Linked DNA regions of Homo sapiens: region 1 is linked to region 2. Evidence: chromatin loops called from intact Hi-C (ENCODE). Cell type or tissue: PC-3. All regions are shown on one strand. Each heading gives the region's core, and the rest is flanking DNA. Links, peaks and the distances in the headings are about the cores only.

What was found. Hi-C counts contacts between places; a loop is a spot of excess contacts. Peaks named below come from ENCODE experiments on the same cell type or tissue, not always from the same donor. Only the 100,000 strongest peaks of a DNase experiment are listed, where the experiment ranks them.
Region 1: a loop joins it to region 2, with 5 times the contacts of the local background. A loop is called at or near these places in 1 of 110 quality-filtered maps.

Annotation. Positions count from the first base shown.
Region 1 is chr4:19,307,375-19,311,776 of GRCh38, reverse strand. The region is part of intron 2 of LINC02438 (long intergenic non-protein coding RNA 2438); the gene reads left to right. Among named protein-coding and RNA genes, the nearest start is that of LINC02438, 150 kb to the left of the region's middle. In PC-3, for the core only: a CTCF peak has its summit at 2,290 (motif pointing left); no DNase peak of the experiment used is centred there.
Region 2 is chr4:19,453,552-19,457,953 of GRCh38, reverse strand. It overlaps LINC02438 (long intergenic non-protein coding RNA 2438), which reads left to right and starts at 964. Exons shown (of 3, transcript XR_001741605.2): 1 at 964-1,308. LOC105374511 (a long non-coding RNA gene) reads right to left here and starts at 2,536. Exons shown (of 5, transcript NR_188379.1): 1 at 2,302-2,536. In PC-3, for the core only: no CTCF peak of the experiment used is centred there; a DNase peak (open chromatin) is centred at 2,563; H3K4me3 peaks cover 3,222 bases; H3K27ac peaks cover 2,150 bases.

The sequences.
Region 1 (4,402 bases), core at 188-4,187, 150 kb after region 2:
AGGAGGAATAGATATTATGGACAGGTGGATTCTGAGGGTCTCCACATCAAAGCTGTTAGCTGACTTCTAAAATTATCTCTGCATTTTATGGTTATTCAGCAAATCTCTTCTCCCAATAAATAGATCCCCTGTGCCGCTTAAAAAGGCCATGGCATTCATTTCACTCCATTTCACGGAACAGGAACAGCTTGTTGCTGAGATGAATAAGAAGTTAGCCCTGCTATCAGCTGCTTTTTATCCTGCATTTATAAGATGATTGGAAATTTTATAGTAATGATCTCCTCTGGCATTTTTTCTGATAATACTTTTTAAATCTATTGGATGGCAACTTTTTTTCCCCATAAGGAAATCAATTTAGGGTAGTTATTTACTATACATCACATACACACATGATTTGTTTGAAACTGACTACAAACTAGACCTCACCAGAATTCTATTTTCTTCTTTTTTCTTTTTTTATCCCTCGGTGGTTTTGCTGCAATAAATGACTTTAACTCCCTAACGGACTTTTTTTCTAGTCTCCTACCCCTAGAGCTTTCTGTCATCCTGAAGCTATCAGGGAAATCCAAACTTGGAATTTTTATTTTATCCAACCTGTCATAGACTCTGTTTCTGGACCCAGGGGATTATTTTGACTGTGTGTGTGGAACTTCAACTTCATTTTGAATAGAAATCCAAGACTAAACTTGAATTGTGCAGCTTGGTCTTGGACAAACCCTGCCAAATGTTTCTGGTTGAGAGAATTGATAGTTTGCCTTTAATGAGAAAAGTTTATTTCTAGATCTTTTAAAGACGCTATCTTGTCATACTAAAGCAATCATGACAGTGTGTTAAAGAACACAGGTCCTAAACTAATAACTACTTGACATAGCTCTTTCCTTTGTTGACCTGATGTGGCTGCTAATAACCTAAAAGCAGCCACTGTTGCTAAGGATTAAACCATGAGAAAAAAGCAAACGTAAAAAGCAACAACCAAAAAAACAAAAACCTAGTACTCATGATCCCTTCATTTAAAAACTGTCAGGAATGGTATTGAACCAAATTTCCTAAGAATAACCAGTTTTTCTGTGCGTATAATTAACTCTGCTCACTTAAGAGTTATATTTTATATTATAAATAAAAATAATTGCTTTAAGACTGCTTCTGAGTTGGACTTCCTCATTGAAAACATATCCTCTCTGCTTTACACTATATGCAGCATCCTACATCAATGTAATAGAAAAAAGTTCAATTTCCTTCAAATACAGGAAATAGGCTTGGTACCTGTGCTGTATTCATAAATATGTCATCTCATATCCACTACCCTCCCAACAAATTAAAGGTAATTTGGTACAACAAATCATTACTATTCACTCTAATTCTGTAATGGACTGCTAGAAAAATTGAGAACTTGGATGAACTATAAACTTACAGATTATAACAAGTACTTTGAGCCTGCCAAAAACTATAGATTGTGTTGGATCAGTAAAATCTACTGGTTTAATATTTTCAAGTATAGCTTTATATACTTCACCCTAATTTTAATCATAATTTCTTCTTCAGGACAAAATATTTCTCTTTTCCTAGTATCTATTTGTTAGTTTTTTTCCTGAAATCACAGATGAATACCAAAGGCAATTATGTCATCATAATTATCATGAATAATGTTTATTTAGTATTCAACACTGGAGAAAGATTTATTGAATCATAATAGCAATTATAAATTTTCAGACATATTTGCACATATTTTAAAGCATTTGTTTGATCATCTCTGTTGAAAACCTAGGAAAGAAAAATCCTAATGTCCAGGTTTAAACTATCAATTAAAATTTTCCAACCTGATGTGCCATTCATTTTCAATATCATTCCCATAGCTGATAGGTTCAAAGTAGAACCACTGCCACCTTTATATTAAGAAATGCTGTTAGAATGATGTTTTTCTTGCTTCTCTACTCAGGAAACTTCGAATGCAGATTCCTCCTTTGATTGGCCAAAACCTTTTGAACTTTTAGAACATTTGGTGTGTCTGAGTTCCTATTTTGGTCCCTGCCAGGAAGATTCCATCAACTTCTATCTGTGTCACTTATCCTCTTCTGTTGACTTAGCATTTCCTGAAATACAGTCTTCACTGACCTAGTACTCCAGGAAACACCAATTTAGCATGGTAAATTATCATTTTCATTGCTGCCTCAGCATTTCCGGCAAAGATCTTTTTCTCTCTTTTTCTTAGTCTCTTCTGTCAGAGAGCCATGGTTTTGAGGTGAATTTAGAAGTTCAGGACTATTACAGAACATAATGACAGGATGCCCTCAAGTGGTAACAGTTACTCTACCCAGAAAGCTCTAAGTGGTTTACAACATGAATGCACAATTCATCCTGTGGCCTCCTCAGCAGAGGTGGGCAGCATTTTGACAGCTCGTAAAAGCTGAAAGAAATGGAGAAGATATTAAATGTACTTGAAAGGAGATAAAATATATTTAACCAGAAGGAGTATTCTGCATGCCTCAAATTCTTATCCTTAAAACATTGAGACTCTTCCTGTCTACCATTAGGTTTTTACAGCATCTCATTGGTTATGAAAAGTGTTTAGATATATTTACTAGGATGATTGACCTTAGAAATGGTATATTTCATAAAGACCTAGGTTCCACTATTAATCACTCTGAACTTCTCATCTGCAAAGTCACAGTGTAATACATGTGTAAGATTAACATAAATAATGCGACTGTCATGTAGAATGTTGTCATATAAAGTAGGAACACAAGGAAGGATCATTTTAATGCAGTCCCGTTTCTCACATTTATCATCATCAATAATAATAGAACGTAGGAATATTAACTCAGAAATCAGAAGGAAAAACTGATATTTGAAAAGGACTAAAAAAATTAAAATGATGAATTCAAATTAATGTCACAATATGTAAGAAAAATAAGGAACCTCAAACTAAATATTTTCCTAACTCAACTTTCTGTTTTTGTAGCCCCAAAATCTCTATCTTGTTTTGTTTTTCATTCTATTAAGAGGATCAATTCTGGTTAAAATATTCAGTTACTCAAGCCTGCAACCTCGGAATCATACTTGAATCAGCCTTTTCATTTCTCACTTGAATTGTTTGGTTTTCTGAATGTTTCTTCCATCTGTCACCTTCTTTCTACTGCTATCATGAAAGCCTTAATTCAGGTCTTCAGCTGTTTTCATATAACTGGTCTTTTCAGCATCCATCTCTTCTTACAGGTTGTAGTATGTGCTCAATCTAGAAACTATTGTGTTCTTAGCACCTTGTAGGTAATGGTATTAGAGTGAATAAGAGACAATATAAAACTGAGTTCCTTAGCTCAAGACCTTAGTCTCACTTCCTATCTGAACCCTCCTATCTTTTAAAAAATTCTTAATAGCTGTGATTCGCCTAGTAGTTATTTGGTTATTGTGTCCATTTCTGAACTAAATCTGTCCTCTACAAACGGAAGTCCAAAAATACTCCATATCTAGAGTTTTATTAATTTATCCTCACTGAGAAAAAAATGAGGTTGCATTAACTTTGAGATACCAAGCTATACCTTGGCTTTCCACTCAAGTACATTCCAGAAAGTAGCAAATTTAAACCTCAACCCCACAGCTGAATAACAAAACAGATTTTGATCTGTTTTTTTAATAGTAACTTTTCCCTGAATAAACTGCAAAAAAACTAAAAAATTAGCCACACAAAGGCTGAAAAGTTATTAATGCCTTTACTTTCTGTGAATAAAGGAAGTAGTCTCCTAAAGAGCTGTTAGAAATCCACATTTTCTTTCTTCTGTTTTCCATAAATGAAGTTCCATAAATATTTAAGGCATCAATATCACTGCTGTGTGGAAGAGTGCATATAAGGGGGTCTTTCCTGGCTTTTAAGACATTAAAAGTATAGGTGGGAGAGAAAAACAGTAACACTATAACAATTTAAAAGTAAAACTAATTAAAATTGAGAGAAGGTATATTAATCCAATTTTACACTGCTGATAAAGACATCTGAAACTGGGCAATTTACAAAACAAGAGGTTTCATGAACTTACAGTTCCACGTGGCTGGGGAGGCCTCACAATCATGGCGGAAGGCAAAGAGAAGCAAGTCACATCTTATGTGGATGGTGGCAGGCGAAGAGAGAGCTTGTGCAGGGAAACCCCCCCTTATAATACCATCAGATCTTGTGAGACTTATTCAGTGTCACAAGAACAGCACAGGAAAGACCTGCCCCATGATTCAGTTACCTCCCATGGGGTCCCTCCTACAACATGTGAGAATTCAAGATGAGATTTGGGTGGGGACCCAGTCAAACCATATCAGGAGGTAAAACAGAATAAAAGGAATCAATCAAAAAATTTAAAAAGGATGGGGAAAGTAAGAAAAGAGAAGGGAAAAGGAAAAAAGAGAAAGAAAATGAATTAGT
Region 2 (4,402 bases), core at 125-4,124:
GAAATAACCAAAAGGGCTGGTATAGTAGATTGGTGCAATGATTGATGGATTATGGGCCAGGTGCAGTGGCTCATGTCTAATCCAGCACTTTGGGAAGCCTAGGCAGGAGGACTGCCTGAGCCCAGGTGTCTGAGACCAGCCTGGGCAACGTAATGAGATTCTGTCTCTACAATAAATAAATAAATGAGAATTATGGATTACGGTTTACCAACACAAATAAATACTCTTGAATCTTGTATAAAATTAATGACCTAGAGGAATATATAAAACTAACAGTAAACAAACCCATTTGGTTCTGTGGCAAATGTATACACAGCCTTAGAAAGACTCCTCTTCTGTAAAGCGTGCAGTAAATAGGTAGGTACTGGTAAGATAATTTAAGAAGTCATGATAGTTTAAAGAGGGAATATAGCAAACAATAATACATATTTTTGAAACATTTTGTTTACATTTTAAAAATTGTATGAATGTTCATTTTGTCAATATTTTTATTGCCAAGGTTTTGTCACTGAATATCATCCCTCCTCAACTGGAGTATCTGTTTTCTTTCTCCCCTAAACAATGTAAAGGTCAGAATGCTAGGAGACAAGTGATTCTGATTAAGAAAGTTGAGCAAAGTTTTAAAAGGCTGCAGATTATATTACCATTCCCGGTGAGCAGCAGTCCCCTTTCCTGTAAGGGAATTACACATCCACCATCCTCTCACCGATACACACCCTCCAACCACAACCCAGAGTTCTGTCCCTCAAGAGGCCTTCTTTTGGGAGAAGCACGTTTGGCAGCTTGCACTACACCCTGACACACTCATGACATGGGACAGGAGATGTCAGAGCTGAATGAAAGCTTTTTTTTTTTTTTTTTTTTTTCCAGACGGAGTCTCGCTCTGTGTCCCAGGCTGGAGTGCAGTGGCGCGATCTCGGCTCACTGCAAGCTCCGCCTCCCGGGTTCACGCCATTCTCCTGCCTCAGCCTCCCGAGTACGCGGGACCACAGGCGCCTGCCATCATGCCCGGCTAATTTTTTTTTGTTTGTTTTTGTTTTTTTGTATTGTTAGTAGAGACGGGGTTTCACCATGTTAGCCAGGATGGTCTTGATGTCCTGACCTCGTGACCCGCCCGCCTCGGCCTCCCAAAGTGCGAATGAAAGCTTTAAGAGGGCTGCTTGTTTCTGGCAGCTCTCAGGTTCTTCCTGTCTGCCTCAGAAGTGGCATATTCCACATACGGGCTGCATCTTCAGTCTGGACTCATCCTCTTCAAGATGAGACAGGTGGAGCAGAGCTGCCACCAACCTCCGGTGATTTCCACACAATGTAAGTGAAAAACTATTGTTAAAAGACACTAAAATGTGGGGGTAGTTTTTATCTCGGCATAACACAGTGGAAGCTAATTAATGCAGGTCTAATTACCAAGGTGTGGGCAGAAGAGAGGGAAACCAAACTGAGGAGCGTACTGCCCATAGGCCAGACAGTAGTGGACGCCAGGGCTCAGAAACGGAGCTGTGGGGACTGGGCTGCCAGAGCAGTGTTTGAGGGGTGCAGCCAGTTGTCCTCCCGTCACCTCCCCAGCAGCTTCACAAGTAGGAGTCTCAGTAACGAATGAAGAGTTTTGCTTTCACTGACTGGTTGTTTTACATTATGTAATGGGCTCTGTGAATTATTGCAGAGTTCGTACTGCCTTTTTTATCTTTGAATAAACCTGTTTCAAGATGGTGTCAGAAGGACAGCCGAACACTCAAGTGGGAGGGAGGGGTAAACTAAAACTTTATTACTTTAAGCAAATAGCAATAGAAAATTAGCCTTATAACAAGAGAAAACAAAATGTAACCAAAGCTCAGTAAAATGTAACCGGAAGCTCATAATACCACAGGAAGCCCTATCACGGGAGTCTGAAGGGAGATGCCCGGGAGCCTGCAGTCGTTAAGCAAGGCCAGGCGCGGTGGCTCACGCCTATAATCTCAGCACTTTGGGAGGCCCCGGGGGGCGGATCACCTTAGGGTCGGGAGTTCGAGACCAGACTGGTCAACATAGTTCACTCTACTAAAAATACAAAAATTAGCCGGGTGTGGTGGCGCATGCCTGTAATCCCAGCTACTTGGGAAGCTGAGACAGGAGAATTGCTGGAACCTGGAGGCGGAGACTGCAGTGAGCCGAGATTGCACCACTGCCCTCCAGCCTGGGTGACAGAGTGAGACTCCATCTCGAAAAAAAAAAGAAAAAAAAAGTGAGCAAATATCACAGCAAAAGCAGGTCTTAAGTAGGTATAAAAGAACTAACAATAGAAGACAACATGTAACCAAAGCTCACCAGACCGCAGGAAGAATCATCACCGGAGTCGGAAGGCAGACGGCCGGGGTCCTGCAGCTGGAGCTGGGGCAGCCCCCAGCACACGACCACAGCAGCCTTCAGCTCCTCCTTCGTGTAAGCTCCTTTTATTAAGTCCAGTTGTTACTTTGAGCACCGTCTGTTGTTTGCTCAGGAGGGCCATTCCGAGCAAGCAACATTGAAACAATCGCTCCAGGAGCGGTGTTCCGGGAGCAGCGTTCCGAAACGTACTCCAGGACTTGAACAATCGTTCCGGGGGAGTGTCCCAGGACATGTTCCAGGACTTGAGTTAATTTCTGGACTTTCAGCCAAATCTTACACAAGCCGTTTACCTTTTCACCTCAGGTGGCTCTGCCTCTTACAGATGGGGGCATATTTTAAAATGGCGTTAGTGTGACCAATTTTTCTCTTCCTACAAAACCTTAGAGAAAAATCTGAAACTAGCTTACCCTCAAAATATATAAAGAAAATTTAGGGTTTGTATTTTTATATTAGCATCATTCCTGTATTCATTTGTTGTTCCAGCCTTTCTATTATTTATATTTTTTTCTTTTTAAAAATTATTATATACAAGCATGCATTGTTTAAGGTAGATATAAGCTTCATAATGGACTTAAGATGTGTTTTATAACAAGTGATATATATGAACATATGAACACATGAAAAATAAAGTATGTGATTATGGAGCACTTTACTATAAGACACACATACTTTTACGTCACACAATGGATACTCCATAATCACATACTCCCAGTAGGTAGGACTGTAGGTGTGAGCCACCATGCTGGGCTTTATATATATTTAATGCTTTCAAAAGCCCTGAGATCAATGTTATTATACAAATATATCAGATGAGGAAATCAATTCTTATAGATGTTAACCAGCTTGTCCAAGATGGTGGCCACCAAGCAGGTGGCAGAAATGGAGAAGACTCAAGGATTTGTGACTCCAAAAGTTCTCTCTTACCATGAGGATTCTTAATTGTCCAACTCTTTACTATATATGTGAAGCTGATTATGATTGAAGGTCAGTGGTGGTAATAACCTCATGTAACGACAACTAAGAGCAATCAGGTACCTTTGAATATGTTATATTTTTCTCTAGTCTATGCCAATTTGTGCCTCTAAATTAAAGCTCTTTAACGTCACATGTAACCCATCACAAAACCAAATATTCTTGGGTACCCCTAACATGTTTTCCCAAGTGCTTTGATCACAAAGTTTCAAAGCCATGCCAAGTTTTCCTCTGATTGCATGGCATGAAGCCCTTAGTAGCTTTTATTTTTGTCTTTTGCAAATAAACAAATTCCTGGAACAGGAAAGCAAATCAAAAATGAAAGCCCGTTTGTAAGAATGCCAAAACAACTTGTTGTTTATCCTTGTTCCTATCACTCTTTTAATTCTTCACAGATAGAAACAATGACATTGACTGGAAGTAATTTACGCAGAATATTAGATAGAAATAACAAGCAGATAGATGGCTTTGCAGAACAAATGTATAAATCTTCATAAGTCTAATGCTTGATTGATCTCAACCAAATTATTAGCTAGCATAAATTGAGTTTACAAATGTCAGGCATTTTACTGAGCATTATATACATTGTATACATTATTTGATCATGTTTACAGAAACAGTGCAAAGCAGTTACCATTGTTGTTAGCATTTTACAGATGAGGAAACAGAGTGGGACATAAATCATTTTCTGTCCAAAATAATGCAACTAGGAATTGGCGTTGTCAGAACTCAAGCACAGACAGTATGTCAGAATTTATATTATTATGACATCCAGCTCATCTGTACTCGAACTGAGACACTATCACTCTGTTCTCACACTGCTATAAAGATACTATCTGAGACTGGGTAATTTATAAAGGAAAGAGGTTTAATTGATTCACAGTTCCCCATGGCTGGGGAGGCCTCAGGAAACTTTCACTTATGGTAGAAAGTGAAGGGGAAGCAAGGCACATTTTACATGGTGTCAGGAGAGAGAGAGTGAGAAGGGGGAAGCACCAGATATTTATCAAACAACGAGATCTCATGAAAACTCACTATCATGAGAACATCATGGGGGAAATCTGCCCCC